Linked DNA regions of Homo sapiens: region 1 is linked to region 2. A link is a contact called in ENCODE Hi-C data. All regions are on one chromosome and are shown on one strand. Each heading gives the region's core, a stretch centred on a gene start or an enhancer-like site at or near the end of the contact. The rest is flanking DNA. Distances are from core to core; before and after follow the strand shown.

Region 1 (6,324 bases), core at 2,753-5,252, 1.1 Mb after region 2:
GGCGTGGTGGAAGATGGGGCTGGAGATGCCAGTCATTCTGAGGGTGCTTGGGGACCTGTCAGATGGTTTAGAGCAGGGAGTGAGGCATCAGATTTGTGTTTTAGAAGAAGGTGAAGAGAATGGATTGGAGTAGGGGAAGTGCCATTGGGAGGCTATTGTAATGTTTCACTGGATAAATGACAGGGCTTGACTGAGAGCAGTGGAAATGAAATTGAGGTTACTCAAGAATGATTTGTCTTCGAAAGCCAATCTGTGAATTTATAATGGGCATGAACTTACCAACCACTGGAATGATTAGGTCAGCTGGCCGGAACACTACTTTTAAAAGTGAAGTCCATTAATAATCAAAAGATTACTGGCTGAAAGTGAAGTGAAGGCAAAAGGAGTTGGATGGTCTGAGAGGACCTTTTACCCCATCGATAGTAGTTTTTACATAGCAGTAATACTAAAGCTTAATCTTTGGTGGGTTGTTGTTCTCTCTGGAGAGATACTTGGCCTGCCACAAAAGGAGGAGCTGCTTCTCTGGCCAGCACTGGACAGAAGCTGGCCAGCATATTCCAGGATCTTTGGTTTGCAAGAAAGTGAGCTTGCTCAGATTAGCAGGTAGAATGAGGAATAATCGTAAGGAAAGGAAATATTCCAACTCCAAAGCTAGAAAGCCAGCCAGGCCTCAGGGGACTCAGATATCAATCAGGCACTTTCTCCTCCCTTCTCCCCTCCATGCCCAGTGAGAATCTGCTTTCTTCCCCTCTACCCCAATCACTGGTCCTTCTGAGGCCGTGCACTTACATGGGCCCCATTACCACTTCTCCAAAATGGTGGCATTGCCCCCTAGGCTTTCTAGCCTTGTAGTCTGCTCCTCACAGCTGACCCAGTCTCTGTGTCCCAAGTGCTAATACCCAGAAGAGAGGATCCTAATGGCCCAGGTTGGGTCAGATGTCGTTCTCTAAGCAGGCTAAAGATGTGATGTGACAGATGCTTTGAGAAAAAACAAAATAGTAGTAAAGAATGGGTAACTCTAATATATTTTAAACGTTTCTGGACTTCATGTTAACCCAGTGTATTGGTTGTCTATGACTATATAACAAGGCACCCTAAAATGTAGCAGCTTAAAACAGCAAGCATTTATTACGTCACAGTTCTGTGGGTCAGGAATGCAAGAAGAGCTTAGTTGAGTGTTTTTGTCTCAGGGTCTCTCATGAGTTTATAGTTAAGCTGGCCCCTGGGGCTGCAGTACTGTGAAGGGTAGGCTGGGGATGATCTGTTTCCAAGCTCACCCGTGAGGCGGTCTGGCTACCAGCAGGATGCCTAAGCTATTAGCTATTGGCTGGAGACTTCAGTTCCTCACCACATGGGTCTGTCCATAGACTCTCTGAGTGTCCTCATGACATGGCAGCCAGCTTCTCCCAGAGTGAGCGATCCAGAGAGCACCCAAGATGGGAAGCTTCTGCCCTATCCTATTGGTCACCCAAACCAACCCTGGTACACAGTAGGAGGGAGGATGCACAAAGGTGAGAATACCAGGAGGTGAGGCTTGCTAGGGGCCATCTTGGAAGTTAGTTACCATATCTGGTCAAGAAACATTCCTTTAGTGCCTACTGTGTGCCAAGTGCCGGGACTGGGAGCTACATGACACAGAGTCTGTCCTAGAGCATCAAGCTCACTGTCTGGGCTGGAGAAGCCTCACACAAACACAATACCATGTGTGCTCGGAGCCCTCACCTCTGCCCACCGACCTTCCATACTGCTACCACATTTATCCTCATGGAATTCAAATCTGTTCATAGCATTCTCTTATTGTGTCCTGTTTGTCTAGAATTTTTTTTGTTCAAAAACTTAAAGATCACCACCACAGTAAGAAATACACTTATATTACAAACAAGTACATACATACACAGACACATTTATAACTGAAACAGATTTCCCAAGTTTACACCCTTACTGCTTGTATGTATTCTGGTATCTTCTGATCTAGGTTCTTTCATTTTTTATAAAAGCTGGTCACAGTCTCATGACTTGCACAGCCTACTGCATTGTGACCTGCAGTGTGGAAAGCAGCGGCCTACGGATCATCCACACCCTTCCATGATCTGCAAAGCCCCTCATCATCTGCCTGTCCCCCTCATTTATATTTAAGGACTTTGCCAAATACACTCTCTTAGGTTCCTCTACCAGGAGCTCTCTTCTGCCTTTCCCCATGTGATTTGGAGAACTCTTAGTCATTCTTTAAAACCCAGCTTTAAAGTATCTCCTGTTCTTCCCTCTCTTAGTTTTTTGTTTTCTTTTGTTTTTTAAGACAGGGTCTTGCTCTGTCACCCAGGCTGGAGTGCAGAGGCGTGATCTCGGCTCACTGCAACCTTCGCCTCTCGGGTTCAAGCGATCCTCATGCCTCAGCTTCCCGAGTAGCTGGGATTACAGGCACGTGCCACCATGCCCGGCTAATTTTATTATTATTATTATTTTTTTTTTTTTTTTTTTGAGACGGAGCCTTGCTCATATTGCCCAGACTGGAGTGCAGTGGCGCAATCTCAGCTCACTGCAACCTCCACCTCCCAGGTTCAAGCGATTCTTCTCCCTCAGCCTCCAGAGTAGCTGGGATTACAGGCACCTGCCACCATACCCAGCTAATTTTTTGTATTTTTAGTACAGACGGGGTTTCACCATGTTGGCCAGGCTGGTCTCGAACTCCTGACCTCAGGTGATCCACCCGCCTCGGCCTCCCAAAGTGCTGGGTTTACAGGCATGAGCCACCCCACCCGGTCAGTGTTTTTGTTTTTTTCGGTCTGGAGTGCAGTGGCGCAATTTCCACTCACTGTAGCCTCCACCTCCCGAGTTCAAGTGATTCTCCTGCCTCAGCCTACCGTGTAGCTGGGATTCCAGGTGCCCGCCACCACGCCCCGCTAATTTTTGTATTTTTAGTAGAGACGGGGTTTCACCACGTTGGCCACGAACTCCTGACCTCAAGTGATCCGCCTGCCTCGGCCTTACAAAGTGCTGGGATTACAGGCGTGAGCCACCGCACCCGGCCCTCCCCTCTCTGAACAGGATTGCCTACTCTGTCCTCCGACTCCCAGAGCTTTTCACTGACACCTGGGGACTGCTGGGTCCCTCCTTCTCTCCTAGCCTGCCCAGGGCCACCCCAAGCCTGCAGTAGATTTTCATTTATCTCTGTAAGAACGTTTACAAGGACATGGAGCAAATTAGCATCACACAAATGACGATGCTGCAAATGAGCGGTGTACAGGGTTGGCGGGTGTTGCAGGCAGGTTTCCTGTCGTTGGCGCCACGTGCTGCAGAAAGAGGACCCCTCCCCCTGCGGGCCGCCGCTGCGCCCGTGCATCCGTCACAGGTACAATTCGCACCGGAACTTGCGGCCCGGCTTCATTACGTGATGCTTTTTAGCTGCTCTGGTTTCTTTTTGTTTTTTCTACTTTTCTCATTTGTTTGTGTTGTTAGGGACCGCCTAGTGAGAAATTGAGCTTCAGGCTGCGCAGATAGAAAGGCCTCTATATCTGCATCCCCACCCCTGTGGGGGTGGCGGGGGGTGGTGGGGGGGTCCTGTCTGAAGTGGTAGGGAAGGAGGGTTTTGAGGTTTTTGACTATTTGCTTGCAAGTATCTAAGTAAGAGATTTGTTTGCCCACATTTGCACTCTCTTGGCTAGCAACCCGACAAAATATTTTCTGATGGTTTTTCGTGTATGTGGTTTTTGTTTTTGAGGGAGAGAATAATTAACACCTTGGTTAAATTGTACTGAGATACAATGGCTGTTTTTAAAAATTGCTGTTAACTGAAGGGTTGAAGCTAGTATAATTCCCAGGCTCAGCCTCTTGGGAGGCTGAGTCTCCAATAGCATAGTCTTCAATAGACTATGCTGTGAATTGTAATCAGAAAAGAAAAAAAAATTAGACACGAGCAAAAGCAATTAAAGTATTTATTCTCCAATATTCGCATTTCTGCATTTGTCAGCAGCTGTGGAACTGTCACAAGATATGCTGATTTGGTTGTGGTATGTGCCTGTCTGGGGAGGGGAGGAGGAGGATGAAGGCAGACTGTAAACAAATCATTATTGTAAAGTGATCAGTGGGTAATAGAGGCGTGTATAGAGTGCATAGAGAAGGGACTCACTCATTTTAAGCAATGTTTTTCAAATGGGGTCACCTCCATTAGTGAATCATGAAGTCCTTTACCAAGTGCCTAACAGCATTTGAAAAAATAAAGACAATATAGAATGAAATACATCAAGATGCATCCTCCATAGTAGGTTTAGATATTTTTTTTTCAAAAACCTTTGTTTCAATTATATATCTACTGAATTACAATGTGAAATGTGTTTCTTGGGATTGAGTCTCAAGCAAAGATGTTTGAAAGCCACTGAGTTAGGCGACGGGAGAAGGCTTCCCAGAGGAGGTGGCATTGGAGCTGGGCCTTGAAGAATGGTGGACTTGTGCCACAGGAAAAGGGAATTCCAGGCAGATGGGAAAGGATATGTCCAAATCTGGATCTGTTTGTTCAGGGGCAGGGTATTCTCTGTAAAGGGACCACAGGGTACTAGGAGAGGACTGGCTCGAGATGTGCCTGGGGAGGCAGGTGGAGCCAATTACCGAGCCACTTGAAAGTACATATACCACTTCTCAGCTTGCCCTAGAAATTCCCATTCTCTGGTTATGGATTTGGGTTTGGGAATCTGTACTTGCAATAAACATCCCTGGGCAGTGAGGCAGTGAGGTGCTGATGAAGGTGTGACACAACCAGCTCTAGAATCTAGAAAGATGATCTTTGTAGCAATTTGGATAGGAGATCAATGGGAGGCCAAGCAATAGGCGGACCTGAATTCAGGTGATGGTAATTGGCAAAGAATTACCATTGAGGGAGGATGGTATTCGAGGGAGATTTTGGAAGTGAGTTTTGTAGGGACCAAGGGAAAGCTTCACCTCCGCCCTGTGAAAGTTTGCTGAAAATGAACTGGCAGTAGACAGATTAAGAGGAGAAAAGACATAACAATTTATTTAATATTTAACATGTATAGCATGGGGGAATAGCAGGAGAATGATTACCCAATAACCCAATGAGGTCCAGGTGCCTAAGTACCCTTCTTCACAGAAGAAGGGGAGATGGGGAGTGGAGCAATTTTTTTTTTTTTTTGAGACGGAGTCTTGCTCTGTCGCCCGGGCTGGAGTGCAATGGCACGATCTCGGCTCACTGCAACTTCTGCCTCCTGGGTTCAAGGGATTCTTCCGCCTCAGCCTCCTGAGTAGCTGGGATTACAGGCACCCGCCATCATGCCCAGCTAATTTTTGTATTTTTGTAGAGACAAGGTTTCGCCATTTTGGCCAGGGTGGTCTTGAACTCCTGACCTCAGGTGATCCACCCACCTCAGCCTCCCAAAGTGCTGGGATTACAGTCGTGAGCCACTGCACCTGGCTGCAATTAAAAAAAAAAATTAAAAAAATACAAAGCATCGCCATGTTGCCCAGGCTGGTCTCGAACTTCTGGGCTCAAGCAGTTCTCTAGCCTAGGCCTCCTAAAGTACTGGGATTATAGGCAAGAGCCACCTTGGCCAGCCTTTTTTTGTGTGTGTGAGACGGAGTCTCGCTCTGTCACCCAGGCTAGGGTGCAATGGCACAATCTCAGCTCACTGCAACCTCTGCCTCCTGGGTTCAAGCGATTCTCATGCCTCAGCATCCCGAGTAGCTGGGATTACAGGCGCCCACCGCCACGCCCAGCTAATTTTTGTATTTTTAGTAGAGACAGGGTTTCTTCATGTTGGCCAGGCTGGTCTCAAACTCCTGACCTCAGGTGACCCATCCGCCTCGGCTTCCCAAAAGTGCTGGGATTACAGGCGTGAGCCACCACGCCCAGCTGGCCAGCCTGTTTTTGGGGATGATGGCCCATTGCAGCTTTGACCTCCTGGGCTTAAGCGATCAGAGCAATTTTGAAGGGTAGCAAATGATTTTTAAGAAGAATAAATGGTTCAGGGGACAGAAATTATTTTGTAAATGATTGTTTTGGAATTTGAGTGAGAGGCAGACATTATCTTGTGAAAAAACCCGTCCAGATGTGATTGCATTTCTCAGTCTTTTCTGTGACAAATAATGAGATTTCAGAGAGGAGAACTAAGGCAATTCTGTTTCTCTTTTGGGGTCCAGTAGTTAAGGAAACTTCAGAGAACATCCTGTGCTTTTGAGAGAGACGGAGGACTGAAAAGATAGGGGTTTGGAGGAGGAGAGGTCAGAGAGACCTTGAGGCCCATTCTTTAGTTCAGCATATCAGGGTGCCATCTTTCAAGCTATCATTTTTCTGAGCTCCAACAGCTCCATGGTTTG
Region 2 (5,833 bases), core at 1,883-4,382:
ACGGTGTGTCCCTCCTGATGGACTGCTATACTTACAATAAATAACATGAGGATATGTCAGGTGACAAAATGTAGGATGTAGGGGGAAATTGTATATAAAATCTGATCATCACAATGTAAAAATATGTATAGAAAAACCTCTTGGGAGGAAATATACAAAATTATTACTGACTTCTTTGGATGATGTAACCATAAGTATTTTGTGTGGTTTTAAAAGCCTTTTGGAATGTTATTCTTTCTCTAGAATGAAGATGTATATCTTTCTAATTGAAAAAAAAATATTTTATGCTAACAGCTAATGCTCATAGAATGCTTACTGTGTGCTAGGTACTGTTCAAAGCACCTTATGTAATTATCATAATTATTTCATGATATGAGTGACGTGGGTACCATTATTGTCCCCATTCAAGGAATGAGGAAACACAGGCCCAGAGAGGTGGTCACTTGCTGAAGGTCACAGAGCTAATGAGTGGCAAGGCTGGACCCTGGCAGTCTGGCTGCACCGCCCCAACCCTGGGGCTGGGAGTTTGGCCTCAGTCCTGCATTCAGGGTGAGGGCGGCCACGTTTTGTTTTAGAAATTCTCACTGAAGAAGCCTCCCTGCGATCAAAGAGTTTCAGCGGCTGATCTCGTTCATCCAGCCCAGGAGCCAGAGGGTGTCCGGGATGATGGAACAGTCTGGAATCCCCAAACACAGGCAGAAAAAAAAATTCTACCCTTCCTCAAAGAGCAGAGATAATTTCCTGTATTCCCAGAAAAACATATGTCTGGCGGCTGAAACAACAAAGTGTGCAAGCCCAGAGGCTGGGAGGCCTGTTTAAGCCATTGATGACGCTCTGCACCTCTGTGGTCGGAAGAAGTTTTCTTCTGATTCAGTCTGTTACACTCTCAGTCGTGGGGGAGCTGCCCGGTCAGTCCTGGGGAAAGAAACTGACCGCTAAACAAAAGCTTCCTGAACAGGTTCGAGATTCCTGGAGGCAAAGGAAGGGCTTTGTGGCCTCCTAGGAACCTTTCAGCCTAGGGAAGGGAAGAGAGAAAAAAATACCAAACTTGGGATTTTTCTCAGCCCCCTCTGGCAGAGGAGGCAGCAGAGGAAGTCCTGATGAACTAGGAAACAGAACAAGGACATCACATAATCCTCATGGACAAAGCCATTCCACATTACGGAGGTGGTCATGAGTCACTGTAGGGCCTGGGGAGGGGGCATCAGATGGCCCAGACCCAAACAGAGTGAGGGGTGGAAAGGTATCCTACGACTCCCAGGAGCCAGCAGTCCTGCCCATATGATGCTGTGGGAAAGGCCAAGTGCTTGGGTTCAAGTCTTAGCCTTGGGCTGGACTCAATTGTCTGGGTATGGCCTCAGTCTCCCCATCAGTCAAGCAGGGCTTGCCAGCTGGGGCCACGTCTACCTCATAGCAGTTGTGCTCTAAGTGAGGAGGCTGGGTGTGTAAGTTGTCTTGCAGGTGTGAATTTGTGGGCAGAGGGGAGGTGTCACCATTCTGGTCACTGTTCAGTGTTGCTCCGTCCAGGCCCACTGGGGGCATCCCTGCATAAGTTCCTTTGGGGAAAGTGTCCCATCCATTCACCCATTCATTCACACATACACACATACACACCATCTGAAAGCCCAGACTGGGGCAGAGCAGCCTAGTGGTAACCCCAGCTTCAGTCTCTCCTTACTAGATAGGGGCAGGAAGGCCTCAGGCCAGCTTTTCCTATTACCAGGAGCCCTCTGTTTCCTCTCCAAAAGCCTTGGGTCTTTTAAGATTTTCTTTTCCAGAGCTTGTATATCATGTCATTCACTGCAGGAGATGAGAGAGGCAGGTGAGCAATAACAATGTCCACTCCTTTGGGTTCTAAGGGATAAGTAGTCGGAGTGTTTACCACAGTTCCTGGCACACTGGAGATACTTCATAATATAGCCTTTTATTATATTAGCTGGCAACTTCCGATACAGAAACATAGCAAACCCAGGACACCTGGTAAGTGTGCACTGTTTGATTGAAAGGTCCTTGATATCAGAAGCAGAAATGAGGTCAATGGGACACGCACATGCTTTTAACAGTTTTAATGCCATGTTTTGGTCTTTTTCCCTTTTAGTGAAGTGTAACTTATCCTAGCAAAATGCATAGATTTGTAGTGTACAGCTCAATGAATTTTTACAGGTGTGTGGCCTTGTATAATCACTGTTTAGATCAAGATGGAGAATGTCACCATCACCCTGGCAGGTTCCCTCCGGGACCCTGTCCTGCATCACCATGGCTGAGTGCTATGGTCTCCAACAGCACACAAAGGCTGTCATGCAGGATGTGGTCTTCAGTATATTTCATGAAATGGAACCGCTCTGCCAAGTGGGGACACTTACTGAGGACTGACCAACCCCTATTTGTGATGAATAAAGATCAAGAAACAAAAGAGGCTGGGCGCGGTGGCTCACGCCTGTAATCCCAGCACTTTGGGAGGCTGAGGCGGGCGGATCACAAGGTCAAGAGATGGAGACCATCCTGGCTAACACGGTGAAACCCCGTCTCTACTAAAAATACAAAAAATTAGCCGGGCATGGTGGCGGGCGCCTGTAGTCCCAGCTACTCAAGAGGCTGAGGCAGGAGAATGGCGTGAACCCGGGAGGCGGAGCTTGCAGTGAGCCGAGATCTCGCCACTGCACTCCAGCCTGGGCGACAGAGCGAGACTCCGTCTCAAAAAAAAAAAAAAAAAAAGATCAAGAAACAAAGAATGAATTACATGAGGAAGCAGAGGCTCCAAAAGGGAGATCTGCACAATGCGCTTCAGTGGCAGCAGAGCAAGACCCCAGGATGCGTTCTGCACCGCCTCTCCCAGACCCCCTGCAGGAATGCGCTGCGGGAGACTGCAGGGCTGGGGGCAGGGGGCAGTCAGGGGCTTGTTTTTAAATCTCTGAGCACCAGCAGGAGGTGGGGAGGAGGGAAAGGAAGGAGAGGAGAGAGGAAGGGCGGTCACACAAGCTCCTGGCCCACTTAATGGCCTCCTGTTCCCACAGCTCAGGCCCATCAGCCCCAAGTTTCAGCTCACATCCCACAGGAAAGGGTGGGAACTGGCGCCTCCTGGCTGGTCAGACTGTTGGCCCGGGACAACAGGGGGAGCAGCTTCAAAGGCCATTGCAGACCAGGGAGTCGCCCTGTCCTGTCCCACTGGGACCAGCTGGGCCCTGGCAAAGACGACTGCCACTGGGCATGGCAGGACAGGGACGAGGGACATGTAGCTAATAGGAACATGAAAGGAGAAACTAGAAAAGGATTCCACCCCTGTGATATGCACGGACCGGCCCAGCCACCCATGTGGACGCTCTGTCTCTCCGTGTCTGCTTCTCTTTCTCTCTTCTCTCTCACACACATGCACGCACACATGCACACATGTCCATGTGCACACACGTGTAGCCGCATCCCTCAGCTGCCGCTTGCAGTCTAAGGATCCCCTTAGCAGGCAGCCACCTTTCTCCTGGGTTGGGGAGTGGTGGGACTGAACCCCCACCCCTTGTGCCCCTGCACCCGCCTCCTGGGCACTCCATCTACTCCAGCCTCCTGCCTGTGTCTGCCATGCTTTGTTCTCTAGTTGTTTCCTTGCCACCTACCAGTCTCCTCAGCTACAAGGAAGTTTCAGAGAAATCACTTTTCTTCTTCAGAACCTCCACACCATCCCACCCATCAGACTTTCCAGAAAGAGATGCACGGCCCTCAAGGGCTGCTGGTCCAGTGACCCCCACACACTCAGTTATCACCCACTTGGCAAACGCTCCGAGTCCCTCCCACATTGCACTGCGCAAGGGGCCTCTGTTCAATCACATTCATCCACACAAACACTTGATGGGATAAACAGCAACACAGCAGGATAGGAAACCGAGACTCAGAAAGGTTAAGTAGGCCAGGCGCAGTGGCTCATGCCTGTAATCCCAGCACTTTGGGAGGCTGAGGCAGGTGGATCACTTGAGGTCAGGAGTTCGAGACCAGCCTGGCCAACATGGTGAAACCCTGTCTCTACTAAAAATACAAAAATTAGCCAGGCGCGGTGGCACATGCCTGTAGTCCCAGCTACTTGGGAGGCTGAGGCAGGAGAATGGCTTGAACTCAGGAGGCAGAGGTTGTAATGAGCTGAGATCGCACCACTGCACTCCAGCCTGGGCGACAGAGCAAGGCTCCGTCTCAAAAAAAAAAAAAAAAGAAAGATTAAGCAGCTTGTCAGAAGTCACACTGCAAGAGCACAGTGAAGTGGGGGTTCAAGCCCAGGTCTCTCAGGTATGTGACCACCAGCAGCTCCAGCCCAGGAGAGGTAACCTGGGGCCCATAGGAAAGGTCTCCCCATGTAGATGGCTTGTTGTCCCCTGCACTCCCAGTCCTGCGCCCCCCTCATCCCATGTCACCCTCAGCGAATCCTACAGAGGTTCCCCAGAGAGGCCTGCATGCTCCTCAGCCCTCCCAGACCCCACCCACAGATGCTTTTTGCTAAATAGCCAAGACATCCATGCCCAGGAGGCTCAGAGGGTGACAAATCTGAATCTCGCTGAGACGGTTAGCCCGCCTGAGAGCCTGGGTCGGAGGGGGCGGAAGGGGAGGCTATATGAGTTGGTCAGACAGAAATGTGATTCCAGGGATCAGAGATCTGGCACCAGACCATAGTGAGGTGAGGGTGGTAAGGGTTGGGGGAGGAGTGGGACTCAGCCATAGATGGCTCCTAGGACAGGAAAGGGGCCTGAGGGCGATAGAGGGGTTTAGAGACTGAAACTCCACTTGCCCCAAGTACCCTCTGGCCCACCCCAGCGAACCTGCTCATGTCCCCTGCAGGAAAGATCAGCTAAAGTTTTCATGGATGCTACGTCAGCCTATGTGGTCAATGAGGTCCCTCCCCAGGGAAGGTGAGGCCTAAGACTCTATCTGATTGGTCAGTTCATGCCATTGTGGACTTGGGGCCCACAAGCTCTGACTCTCTGAGATGAGTCTGTTTTGCAAGGACTCTCTCAGCCTCCACAGGCCCAGCACAAAAGCCTACCTAAGGCCAGAGTGGGACTGGAAGACCTGCATCGGTATGCACCACCCAGCTGCGTGACCTTGGGCAAGTCCTGTCCCCCTCTCCGGGACTCAAGACCCTCACAAATAACATGCAGAGGCTGTGTGGGACCTCTCATAGGCTCCCTGCCGCCTGCCTGGTGTGCTGATGGTTCTGGCAGCATGGATGTGTGGAGGGCTGGTCCGGTGGAATCGGCCTGCAGGCTGGGAGGGGAAGGGCCAGGCACCGGTTTCACTGTCCCATGTGCTGGCTGCCCCAGCATTGGGGAGCTCCCTCTCCAGAGCCATGGCAGCCTTAGGATCCAGCCTTTGCTTTTCCATCTCCTCAGGAGAAAAGAATCCACACTCCAGCATCTTCTGCTAGCTGCCAGCTGCTTAGGGCAGGGAAGGCTCGTTGACTCCAAGTGTGAGAAGAGGCAGGCACAACGACCACAGCTGGGCACACAGCGGGCATGCAGAGCAGCTTCTGGCTCCTGGTCCCAAACCCAGCCGCAGGCCCAGGACCCCCTGCATCTGTCCTGAGTTCTAATAATGGCTCTCAGGGTCCCAGTGCCTAAGCCACCCCCGCCTCAGCCCTCCCTGCCCCAGGCCCAAAGTCCTCAGAGCACTCCAACCCCGCCAGTGCCTGGCTCCTGCCCCTGCTCCTGGGGCTGCTCCTCCTCCGTCATCTGCTGCCTCAGCCTCCCCAGCCTCCCTGTGGCTGGTCTGCTGTAAAGAACGATTCCCTGGCTTTGTTTTTAAGAGTCAAACCTGCTTCTGAGTACTTTGGAAACAACCACTGTACAACTGAAGTAGCCAG

Evidence for each region. A loop is a pair of places that touch in the nucleus more often than their neighbours do. Pooled maps may share reads with other maps.
Region 1: a loop to region 2 is called in a map with no recorded cell type, with 4 times the contacts of the local background. The contact joins two enhancer-like sites. A Hi-C loop is called at or near these places in 2 of 37 single-sample maps with no recorded cell type and 2 of 50 pooled maps.

Annotation. Positions count from the first base shown.
Region 1 is chr6:42,767,954-42,774,277 of GRCh38, forward strand. It overlaps a transcript of BICRAL not described here. Among named protein-coding and RNA genes, the nearest start is that of BICRAL, 11 kb to the right of the region's middle. RefSeq lists a silencer at 2,826-2,875 and an enhancer at 3,346-3,545. Within about 2 kb of position 4,003, at least 18 of the 41 ENCODE cell types and tissues checked have a DNase peak (open chromatin) inside an H3K27ac peak, as active enhancers do.
Region 2 is chr6:41,697,770-41,703,602 of GRCh38, forward strand. All of the region lies in intron 1 of TFEB (transcription factor EB), which reads right to left. Among named protein-coding and RNA genes, the nearest start is that of MIR10398, 33 kb to the right of the region's middle. Within about 2 kb of position 3,133, at least 5 of the 41 ENCODE cell types and tissues checked have a DNase peak (open chromatin) inside an H3K27ac peak, as active enhancers do.